Linked DNA regions of Homo sapiens: regions 1, 2 and 3 are each linked to region 4. The links are chromatin contacts, found by Hi-C or POLR2A ChIA-PET in ENCODE. All regions are on one chromosome and are shown on one strand. The core of a region is the stretch at or near the end of the contact, and the rest is flanking DNA. Distances in the headings are between cores, read along the strand shown.

Evidence for each region. A loop is a pair of places that touch in the nucleus more often than their neighbours do. ChIA-PET counts read pairs that join two places held with the same protein, here RNA polymerase II (POLR2A). Pooled maps may share reads with other maps.
Region 1: a map of B cell shows a loop between it and region 4 (4-fold over the local background). The contact joins two enhancer-like sites. A Hi-C loop is called at or near these places in 5 of 168 maps with a recorded cell type or tissue (B cell, CD4-positive, alpha-beta memory T cell, HepG2 and 2 more), 7 of 37 single-sample maps with no recorded cell type and 14 of 50 pooled maps. POLR2A ChIA-PET finds 5 or more read pairs at or near these places in 3 of 52 experiments (PC-9, activated B cell and activated naive CD8-positive, alpha-beta T cell).
Region 2: a pooled map shows a loop between it and region 4 (2.7-fold over the local background). The contact joins the promoter of LDLRAD4-AS3 here to the enhancer-like site in region 4. A Hi-C loop is called at or near these places in 1 of 37 single-sample maps with no recorded cell type and 10 of 50 pooled maps. POLR2A ChIA-PET finds 5 or more read pairs at or near these places in 3 of 52 experiments (activated B cell, activated CD8-positive, alpha-beta memory T cell and naive thymus-derived CD8-positive, alpha-beta T cell).
Region 3: a loop to region 4 is called in a pooled map, with 4 times the contacts of the local background. The contact joins two enhancer-like sites. A Hi-C loop is called at or near these places in 1 of 168 maps with a recorded cell type or tissue (B cell), 3 of 37 single-sample maps with no recorded cell type and 6 of 50 pooled maps. POLR2A ChIA-PET finds 5 or more read pairs at or near these places in 4 of 52 experiments (CD8-positive, alpha-beta T cell, GM12878, activated B cell and 1 more).

What each region holds. Positions count from the first base shown.
Region 1 is chr18:13,614,258-13,616,957 of GRCh38, reverse strand. The region is part of intron 4 of LDLRAD4 (low density lipoprotein receptor class A domain containing 4); the gene reads right to left. Among named protein-coding and RNA genes, the nearest start is that of MIR4526, 4.5 kb to the right of the region's middle. RefSeq lists enhancers at 448-497, 119-620, 1,558-1,627, 1,658-1,707, 2,647-2,700. Within about 2 kb of position 1,442, at least 8 of the 41 ENCODE cell types and tissues checked have a DNase peak (open chromatin) inside an H3K27ac peak, as active enhancers do; they include B cell and heart left ventricle, where a contact is called at or near this core.
Region 2 is chr18:13,469,607-13,472,306 of GRCh38, reverse strand. It overlaps LDLRAD4-AS3 (LDLRAD4 antisense RNA 3), which reads left to right and starts at 1,289. Exons shown (of 2, transcript XR_007066301.1): 1 at 1,289-1,513; 2 at 2,009-2,280. The region is part of intron 4 of LDLRAD4 (low density lipoprotein receptor class A domain containing 4); the gene reads right to left.
Region 3 is chr18:13,576,043-13,578,742 of GRCh38, reverse strand. All of the region lies in intron 4 of LDLRAD4 (low density lipoprotein receptor class A domain containing 4), which reads right to left. Among named protein-coding and RNA genes, the nearest start is that of MIR4526, 34 kb to the left of the region's middle. Within about 2 kb of position 1,347, at least 4 of the 41 ENCODE cell types and tissues checked have a DNase peak (open chromatin) inside an H3K27ac peak, as active enhancers do; they include B cell, where a contact is called at or near this core.
Region 4 is chr18:13,135,889-13,138,588 of GRCh38, reverse strand. No RefSeq gene overlaps it. Among named protein-coding and RNA genes, the nearest start is that of LDLRAD4, 82 kb to the left of the region's middle. RefSeq lists enhancers at 285-579, 588-637, 1,752-2,330, 2,331-2,700 and silencers at 1,668-1,787, 1,858-1,907. Within about 2 kb of position 1,373, at least 27 of the 41 ENCODE cell types and tissues checked have a DNase peak (open chromatin) inside an H3K27ac peak, as active enhancers do; they include B cell and heart left ventricle, where a contact is called at or near this core.

The DNA of each region.
Region 1 (2,700 bases), core at 193-2,692, 480 kb before region 4:
ATCTACAGCACATGGATGAGCGTCGGCCCTGGGGGTTCACGGGCACCCTAGTGGCATGGTGCCTGGGGCAGGTCAAGTTCATGGGCATGCTCAGAGGCTGTGGGAGCAGGAACACTGTCCTCAGGAGCCTGCAAACCGAATCGAGTGGCCCCGTGGGGTGCCCTGGGGTGGCGGCAGCCTGATGAGGCCTGAGCCATGAAGGCACTCAGCCCTGGGCACAGGAGGCAGCTCTTCCTGCAGGCAACAAAGACCCAGGGATACCTGGGTCCCAGAGACCACCATCCTCACAGCCTGGTCATCTCACTGCAGCAGCTTGGTCCCTGGCTGCAGGTGACGGTGGCCGGTGGGTGCTCCCGAAGCCCTCCCCTGAGGGCGTCAGGGTCTGGTGCGGGGCCCACACACGCGGCAGAGCCTTGCTCTGGGGACTCTGGGCAAAACCCATCAGTGGAAACAGACCTCCTTCTCGTCTTTAAGTCACAGGAGCCAGAACACTAGCAACAGAAAAGATGAGCATTGTACTCTCTTCAGGGCCACAAAGCCTCCCCAGGCAGGGCCCAGGAGATCCTCAAAGTGAAAACTGCAGTCAACAGGTTCTTGGAAACGTGTGTGAGGATTCCCAGACCCTGAGCCCTGCATTGAGATGCCCTCTCCCTCCATGACCCCCTTTCAAGCTCACGAGGGGGTGTGTGGCAACCCCCCCCCCCCCACCTGTCCTCCCACACCCTCTCAGTCATTTTAAACAGGAGAATTCCACTAAACACCCACAGCCTGTTTTCACGTGGCAGGGCAGGGAGGTGGCTGTGGTGCGTGGAGCCCAGCATCCACAGAAAGGAAAGACACCTGGGGTTTGGGTTTCGTTTTTAGGGGTTGGGGAGGAGTGGGCTGGAAAGGGGAGGCTAAGAAGAAAATGAATTCTGGAAGAACTGTTAAAACAGAAAGTTTAGAAAAATAAAACCCGCAGGAATAGTAGCATTCTTAGAAAATTAATAGGATGCTTTGGGGCTTCCAAGATGCTACACGCCTAACACGGATTCTGAACACAGACCACTGGTTGAGTTTCCTTGTTCAACAGTAACAGATGTCCACAGAAGAGTGCTAGAAAGCAGGGCACGCAAGGAAAGAAGTTGAGGCCAAAGTCAAACGTTCACATCCCCCTTCTACGGCGCTGTAGTTCATGATGCTGTAACAGATGAGTCACTGCAATGGAAATACCGGATACTTTTTAATACATCTAGTCTAAAACTTACAGGAAGGCATCCTAGCACCTTCTTTTATTATTGTACAGCAGTGACAGTGACGACAGTGATGATGGCATCTCTCTATTTTTATGGAAACATCTCCAGGAAATCCCAAGCTGCACAGTGGAGAATTACAGGAACAGAAGAAGTGGTGTGAAGTCTGTCGGTCTCTTCCCTGGTTCAATGAGGAGCTGAACTGAATCATACTAGAGGCATGAGTGTCTGCGCTATTTTTAAAGAGCTCTGGGGAAGTGTGGTTGTCCCACCTTAGGCTCCTAATATAACACTCATTTCTATTTGTGGGATGGTTAACACCATCTTCCATTTGGTCTTTCCTCCACTAATATATTATCCTTCACTGAAGTCTTATTTCTACAGTTTAATTCTTTTTAAGCTCCAGATGTGTTATGTATGCCCTCAAAGACCCTATCATGGGTCAGGGGGCAAGGTCTGGGCCCCTCATGCGTTCCTCTCTTTCCCCAGGCCAAGTAAACACCTTGGCAGGAATCCAGAAAACGATCCACGCAGAACATTGCAATGTCACAGAAATGGCCGCCCACTGGCCACGAAGCCCTGGCCCCACCCTGCGAGGTCACTTCCTACCCTACCAACAGCAGCACCCCACCTCACTCCCCTACGTGCTGGCCTTTCCTGGAGCACCAAACCCAGGGCTGGCTGACCGCAGAGCCTTACCTCCAGGCAGCCCCTTCCCCTGCACGCCTCCTGCCCCACCGCTGGGACAGACACCCACCCTCCCACATGTTGGCTGGGCCTGCTTGGCTACTGCACAGTGAACTTGTCGCATTTCCTTCCTGTCTCTGTCCTCCTCAGCAGAGACGGGTGTGGTGATGAGATGACAGTCTTAGGGGTGTCTTACTCTTTATTTATGGCTCTGTGACACTTTTAAAGTGCTGAATGTTCCTAAAGGCTGGTAAATTCTTTCCAAGATCCTCCAGAGACCGGGCGGCGGTGGTGGCAGGAAGACGGGTGGGGGCAGGAGTTGGAATCTACTTAGACTATAATTGCCTCAAGTTTGTGAACTGTTAGTATAAAAATACTCTTGGAGATTTTAATGGTTGAATGAAGATTCACACTCATTAAACACCATGGTTGAGGGGGAAAATTCAGCCTGTGTTACAAGAATGACTTCACAGCTTGAAGTACAGAAGCAAAACAATAAGAGCTATCATCATACTGATTACATTATATATTTTGAATTTTATTTTCCTTGGAGGTGGGTTGGCTACTCTACTGTATAGTACAACAAGTAGAACGAAAGGGAAAAAAGCTACCCTACAGAAATACCCAGTTTTTGGCGTCACCTGCTGGCTTTATCTTCCTTTAAAAGCTCTTTCCTAAGCCCCGATGATGGGTTCACTACCTTTGGGGACTTCCTGTGCAGCTCTGAACCCTGTTGCAGCACTTATCACTGTCTTGGTGGTATCCATTCTCTGGTCTTCTT
Region 2 (2,700 bases), core at 40-2,539, 330 kb before region 4:
GGCCAGTGCTGTCCCATTTGCAGGCTTCAATGAGCTCGACAGCCCTGGGATCTCAGAGAGCAGAGAGCTGATCTGGTTGCAGGGACTTCAAAGACAACAGGCGCAGGAGCCCACACTGCCTCAGACTGGCCATGGCCAAGCCCCGGCTGGATGGCACAATGCGAGGCCTTCCCTGACGGCCAGGCCCGTCCACCCTCGGTCTGGGGAGGGGGTTGGCTGGGAGGTGGGCAGCGTCTTCCAGTGGTGAAGATGAAGTCACCCAAACGAAACCCTTCTGCCTACAATTAAGAGTGCAGTTTCTCTGCACAGAAGGTGGAAATCGTGTTTTTATGACCAGAGCTTCCTTCTTCCCATGACTTCCCCTTATAAGATTGTGTCTTCTCTGGGAACAATTAGATATTAATTATGCGGTAAATGCTTTTTATAGTGCCAAAGATTCTATATATGCCTGAAAGAAAATAAAATAAAACAAACAACACTGTTCTTCAAGAAAAATGGAGTCTCACCGGTGAGCAATTCTTATGAAACAGGAGAATTTGGCTTGGCAGAAGCCACGGGGCCATCCCAGGTACCACTGTGAGCTGCTCCATCCTGCCTCCGGCACCTCCTCTTCACCCGGCACCTCCTTGTGCCATCCCGAGGCCGTCATCCCTCCACCCTCCCCAGCTCCACGGAGCCCTCCAGTGCTCCAGGCCACTGACTCTCCGAGTGGGTCCCTGAACCAGCAGCATCAGCATTACTCTCTGCAAACTTGTCAGAAATGCAAATTCTCAGAACACCCCAGACCTTCTGAATCTCAGGACAGTGACCGGATGTACAAGAGTTGGAGAACCAGTGCCTGGGCCTTTTCTTCCCCTCTTCTCTCCATTACGAAAGAAAAACAATGCTACATCCCTTCCAGTGGGGAGCCCATGCGCACTGTGACACGCTGTGCTGTGTGCATTCCACCGCCACTTCTGCTCAGTGTCCCGACACAGCAGACAGTGAGAGCAGCAGGACAGGGCAAAGGTACAGCCAGTGCTCACGCTGCTGTGATCTACACACAGCCTCAGCCAGACCCAGCGCATGGGTCTAACTCTCAGGTATCTATTCAGACATGGTCTCACGGAGGGCCAGGCAGCCTTGGGGCCCAATCACAAGCCAGTTAGAAAGGCCACGGAGTACAACAATCACTGGTTAATGATGTCATAACACTTTGAGTGCTGCCTACTAATTATGACATCATTAACAATCTCCAGCACTTTGCAAAGAGATCCCCAAGTTTGCTCTTTCACCCACAGTAAAGACACTCCCACACTTTGTCTACAAACGAGCTTCTTTTCACCAGGGCAGCCTGGGCGTGGAGAGGTGAATGCAGCTGCAGTGGCCGGTGGAGAGGGAGAGGGCGGTTACCAGGGCCACAAAGACCCCTGCTAGGCATTGCGTCCTAACAGGGGTCTTTGTGGGCACTCTGCTTGCCCAAGACACTGGGGAGAAGTGGAAGTTGAGAGCAGGGCAGCGCATGGGGAGTGAGGTCAGTGCTGTGTGTGGCTGAGGAGGGTGGCTGGGATCTGGGGAAGCAGAACTGACCCCAGCAGACACCCTTGCACCCTCATCCAGGCCCATACCAGAGCAGGAAGGCGGGAGTGCCATGACCAGAGGGTCAGCGATCCACTTCCCGCAACACATCCCAGCATGTGCCTCTGACTGACAGTGACTGACTCACTAACTCAATCAACAAACATGCCTAGAGCTCATACTAGATGCCAGACAGGGGCAGGGTGACTTCCTACACATCTCACAGGGCTCAGGGCTCCAGGACATTGGCTATTTTGCTGTGGCAGACATGAATTACGTGCCACAAGGATGGTGGCCAAGTGCTGGGTTGGTGAGGTGCCGGCGGAAGGATGAGAATCCACATCTCAACCTGACAGTATGATTTTCTAACCATCCTTATACACACTTCCAAAGTGCTGAAAACTTTATTTCCTCATGAAACACAACCATTCATGAGAGATTAAACTTGCAGGTGAGAAAATACGCAGGAAACACTTATTTCTCTATGAAAATATGAGTCTGAAGAAAGTCAAGAGACTCTACAAACATTTCTGCAGCCCTCTATTGGAGATTTGCAAAGGTCTGCATGTGCACCCCTTTGGATGTCAAGGGCTTACTGAATACCATTTCCACACGGTCTATCGCTATGTCAAAGGGCAACTGCTCCACCATCATTTCTGATCCACAGACCTGTTAGATGTTAGTCTGGAGAAGGAGAAATAAAACTCAATGTTGTTAATTGCACTCCAAATAGTCCCACGATTTTTTCTAACTTTTTATTGTAGTAAAATATATATAACAAATGTTGCCACTTTAATCATTATTAGATTTATTTTTAGAGATGGAGTCTCACTATGTTGCCCAGGCCAGCCTCCAAATCCCTGGCTCAAAGAATCCTCCCTCTTCAGCCTCCCAGTAACTGAGACACAATTCAGTGGTGTTACTAACATTTGCACTGTTGTGCAACTGTCACCACCATCCATTTCCAAATCTCTTCCCTGAACACAAAACTCTGTAACCATCAAGCAGTAAAGTCTCAATTCTTCCCTCCTCCAAGCTCCTGGTAACCTCTAATCCACTTCCTGTCTCTCTGACCTTGTGTATGCTAGATATTTCATATAAGCAGTATCATATATTTGTCATATCTTATATTTTAGTCACTGG
Region 3 (2,700 bases), core at 98-2,597, 440 kb before region 4:
TTCATCCTAGCAAAAAACAAAAGTTGCTCCAAGCTAAATATATTATGGTTCGCTAAGAAGCCAGCACCAGCATCTTATTCAGCTGTGTGCACGATCTGCAGGGCATGCCACAGGCTCTATAAGATCGCCACTGTCACTTCTCCCAGGTGGGCACGCCTTCTTCCGCTGAAGGTTAATACTTCTATGTGTTTCTTCTTTCCTGTCCTCTAGCTTATTCTCTGGCACCTAGCACCATGCTTGGCAAACACTGCTTGGAGGAGGACAGTTACAAAGAAGGTGGTTCCGATGACAATGATGATGTGCTGGCCAGGGAGGGCACAGGTGGAAGTGGGAGACCATCCCCATCTCCTGAGACAAGGAGGGACCCAGATTAGTCAATCTAGTTTTAGGGAAAATTTCAAGGTGTTCCAGGGGAATATAAATAACAGTTAAAATTAGAAAATAAAGTAGTAAGGTGGTAATTCATCAGACAGATGATGCCACCAATTATTTAATGGGGAAAAAGCACTTACTGAGTTTGTAGCAGGTGCTTTTAGCTGAGACCCACGGATGAGCTTCAGGGGTCTGCAAACCCCGTAACTACACATGAGACTTGGTATATTTGCATTGCTTTGGGATGAAAGTCTTTGGCCTGCTTCAGATTCTCAAAGGTTAAGAACCACTGGTTTTTAGAGATGGATTCTCCCTCCCCTGCTTGCCCCACCAAAAAGAAGTAGGAGGCACTGACCTCCCTTCCTCACAGCCACTCTCAGCCTCATTTGGGTGTGGAAAGTAAGCACAGCCTCTTTTTAAACATAATAATCAGAGCTGAGTTTTAGATATAGCACGAGAAAAGCCCATTCATGATTCCAGAGTAAGGAAACATTACAGGACAAAGCTGTGTGGTGTTTCCAGTGCCTTTTTCACCTGGAAAGCAAGAGTCCATTTTCAGGCAACCTGATTTTGTTTTCTTAAGAGGTACGCCTCACATGGCCAAACTACATTAGAATTTGCCTACAGCAAATCAATTTGCAACCGATAATGTAGCCGGTACTTTTCCTTATTAAGGTTCCATTTATTCATTAAAGAGGACTGTGCAATGCTAGAGACGCCGCACACAGAGCTCCCCTCTCCCTTCGCTTTTGCGTTTCCCCTCACTATCACCAAGAATGACTTCCCGTTTTAGTTTTCTGAGAATAAGAACATCCCCATTTCTTAAGTTTTCTCTGAGGACTTTTCTCAGTGGTTGCTCTTTTTTCTAATTACAATAGACTGAGTCATAACTCACTCTGCCCACATTTCTAACATCACCACAGTAAAAAGCTGTCCTCGGCTGAGCAAAGGCATGTTCCCCAGCAGCCAGCAAACCCATCTCAACACAGCCGCGCTTGGAGACTCAGGACTGCCGCTGCAGGGTCCTCAATCCTCCATTCTCTCAGTTCTCAAAAGCTGCTGAACATGTCCTTTGTTGTCCATTACACAACCCCTGAAATATTAGCCTAATTTCCCAAAGTAATCAAATTTCTTTCCAGTCCATGTAGGCATGGAACAGCATGCCCAGGAGTTGACTTTCCCATTATGGACTCTGTTTGTGTGACTATGACATCTGCTTCAAATCACATGGACTGAAACTTGCAGAAATACAAAACTAGCCTCATGCAAATTCGGATACTTAAAAAAAAAATGCTAAACCGCAAATAAAAACAAAAATATCACCAGGAAATTAAACCCTGTGGACTTCACTTTTTAAGTGTTGGGTCAAGACACCTGATCATATTTTCAAAAACTTATGCTAAGGATTCCTTTCCACAGACAACGACATGTTGTTTTGCTTAATGTTGTAACTTCTTTCAAAGCCAGGTCCTCCCGTCTGCTCAGCTGGCAGTTTCTCTGAGCGGAGCTCATGGGCACCCCAGGCCCTCCTGAGATGGCCACACTGTCGCCATCTCTATCCTAACACTCTACCTTCCACAGCCTCCGGACATCCCCCTGCTACAGCTGGGAAGGATGACTGCACTTACCATGACTATCTGTGGTCCCACCCAACAAATCTGAAGGTTCTGAGCTCAGAGAGCCCAGCAGAGCCCATGAACAGAGAGACAATCCACATTCTGTGAAGTGCAAAGAGAACCAGGGGTTGACTGAACTGACCCCGGACAGCACCCACCCTCCAGCTCCTAAGCTTATTTAATTAAATGGTAAATCCCAATCAAAGTGTTGAAAGCCAGAAAAGTCACAATGTGAGCTGGCAAGAATTACATGGCTTTAAGCTAGGCAAGAAACTGGAAGAGGAATCCACTTTATTTCTTTCTTTCTTTCTTTCTTTTTTTTTTTTTTTTTTTGAGACAGAGTCTCGCTCTGTCCCCCAGGCTGGAGTGCAGTGGCACAATCTCGGCTCACTGCAAGCTCCACCTCCCAGGTTCACGCTATTCTCCTGCCTCAGCCTCCCAAGTAGCTGGGACTACAGGCGCCCGCCACCATGCCCAGCTAATTTTTTGTATTTTTAGTAGAGACAGGTTTCCCCGTGTTACCCAGGATGGTCTGGATCTCCTGACCTCGTGATCCACCCGTCTTGGCCTCCCAAAGTGCTGGGATTACAGGCGTGAGCCACTGCGCCCGGCTGGAATCCACTTTCTTGATGTTTGTAATAACTTTTATGAGACAAAATATCCTCCCCAAAGACTTGCTTCATAAAAACTTCTGCACAGCAAAAGGAACAGT
Region 4 (2,700 bases), core at 124-2,623:
TCCAGGGCAGCCTAGCCTTGCCTCCCGAGGTACAAGAGCAGGGATTCATGAGACCCCGATGATGTGGCGGCCAGCGATGGCCATCCTTTCTAGGACTCACGGGTCTGAGGCAGGAGAATAGGGTATGGAGGCAGATCACCTAAGGCCGTTTCACGCGGACTTCCTAGAACTATATTGAAAGGAAAACTCTTAACTTTCCACGCCTAAGTAACAAAAGGACCAGAGGTTACTCTTTGCAAACCCCCCACCTTTTCTGTGGGGCCGAAGGGAAACTGGCTGTCCACAACCAATCAGACTGATTGCCACCAGTCTTCCTTTGCATAGAAGTCCAACTTTGTAACTTTCACTTTAGCCTCTTAACGTTAGCTTTTTGCAACCAATCAGATGTTTGCGCAGGAGTGTGACCTTTGTAACTTCACTTCAGCCTCTGGTTGGCTGCTTTCCGCAACCAATCAGACCGATTATGGGCCACCACTTTATTTACATGAAGGGAGCACATGAGTGGCCAATGGGAAACCTCTAGCGGGTATTTGGACCGAGAAGATTGTATAACGCAGCCCTTGAGCCTGCTCAGGCCGCTCCCACACTGTGGAGACTACTTTCGTTTTCAATAAATCCCTGCTTTAGTTGCTTCCTTTTTTCCTTGCTTTGCAGCACGTTTTGTCCAATTCTTTGTTCAAAACGCCAACCTGGACAACTTGCAGTTAGGACCCTCTACCGGTAACACGACCCCTTCCCTTGTATGAGTTCATTTGATGTTCACCACCTACAAGGCCCCAGGGCTAATATGAGCTCTACTTTTCAGATGAGGAAACTGAGGCACAGAGCGGTAAAGTACCATGAGTCTGGTGGACAGACCCTTAAACTCAGGCCGCCCTGCGGCGGTGCCCTTTCTTTACGCCAGAGCGGGGGTGCCGGGACATATATGAGCACCCTGGGGAAGCCCCCAGGAGAAACAGGAAGGACTGGCTTTAGGAGGAGAGGGACGGCAGAGGGTAGGGGGTAGAGGCAAAAAGCCAGGGGCGCAGCGGCGGAGCTCTGGCGCTGGAGCCAAGGTATAGGGGCAGCGGGGCTGCGGCGGGGACCAGCCTCCCCAGCCGGGCCTCCTCCCCACCTGCGCTTCTGTGCATCGGAAGTGGGCTCGCTCCGTTGCCCCCTTCCGCCTCCAACCCCTGAAAAGCAAGACGAGGCTGAGCTCGGAGCACCGAACTGCCCCCAGAGCGCCCGGCCGCCCCCACAGCTCGCGCCGAGCGCGGACTCCCCAAGCCAGACGTTTCCTCCTGAGGTCCCCCCGCAGAGGGGTCGCCATTCCTGCTTTTGCCTGCGCCGCGAAAGCGGGCTGTTTTCGCCTCCGTCCGCCCCGCGTGGACTCGCCAGCAGCGCCGCCTCCCACCGCGACCGCAGCCTCGGCCCAGCCGCCACAGCAGTTGTCTCGATCCGGATTTCTCCTAGGCCGGCGCCTCTTGGTGCTGCCTGGGAACCCCGCAGACGCGCGCCTCAGGACCCCTGAAACACGCGCCGGCGGGGACCCCCAGTTCTGCACCCGCAGTCACGAGGCCCCGCCAGGGTGGCGACGGTTCGCTTCTGCCCGGGCCTCCCCTGTGGCTCCGAGCGCGGAGGGGAAGGTGCGGGCACCCCACTCCCTGGGGGGACTGGACTCCGTACACACGCGCCGGGCCTCGCGCCCCGAAAGGAGGCTCTGGGGCCGCCCCGCTCCTCTGGGCATTTTCTGGCACCGAAAGTGCGGAGCGAGCCCCCCAGCCGAGCACGGCTGACTAGGTTTCCCTGGCACAGGCTGCAGGCTGCTTGCCCGGCGCTGACTCCTTTCCCAGCGACTCCCGAGGGGCGGCTGTCCTCTTGCTCGGAGCCGGCGTCCCCAGCAGCGCGCCCAGGCCCTCCGTGTGGCCCGCTCATTCCCGCGGCCCGCCGGGCCGACTCCGCCGACGGCCCATGCAGACGGCCTCAGGCCCGGCGATCTGGTATTCACAGCGCAAAATGGCATTTGAATATTCATTGTGCGCATGCAGCATTTTCCAGAGAACACACAAAGATCTCTCACCACAATTATCTTGCTCCAGCTTTAAAATATTAGCTGTCACTTCTTTCACGAATCTTGTGAGAAAGTAAAGTCTTTTTTTCTTAAATTCTTTTTCCCTTGAACGCAATTACCACCTCATTCATGGCTCTTTGTGGCCACCTAATCTTGGGATTATGCCAGTGACATGACCACAAAGCAGCATGACTGACGTACCTGACAGCTCTGGCTGGTGACACGGCGGCCACAGTGAGAGGCAGCCTTTGTGGAATGAGTTCCACTGCCGCCCGCCTCGCAGGGAAGCCGGGCAGGAAGGTGTAGCCGAGAGCCGCCAGGGGACCATCCCCACCCGCGGGGACGCTTGCTTTTAACTCGAGGGCCCTGCGCACTGAGGAGCAAGGATGCCGGGGCACACCCACCTGATTCCCCCATTGTTGCCCAACATAAAACGTCTGCACCCCCATTTGGTTTGTGACTATACAGTAAAGCAACCAGGTCTGGGGACTTGGGTCCCACGGTGGAGGCCCTAGTCAGCCTTCCCCAGGCCCTCCCCACGACCGCCCTAGCCCGGTACCAATGCAAGCCCTGTGCAGCCACGCCAAGTGCAGGCACAACACAACACGTGCTGGCAGCAGATCCACTCAATTGTGCATGCACCCGGCCCC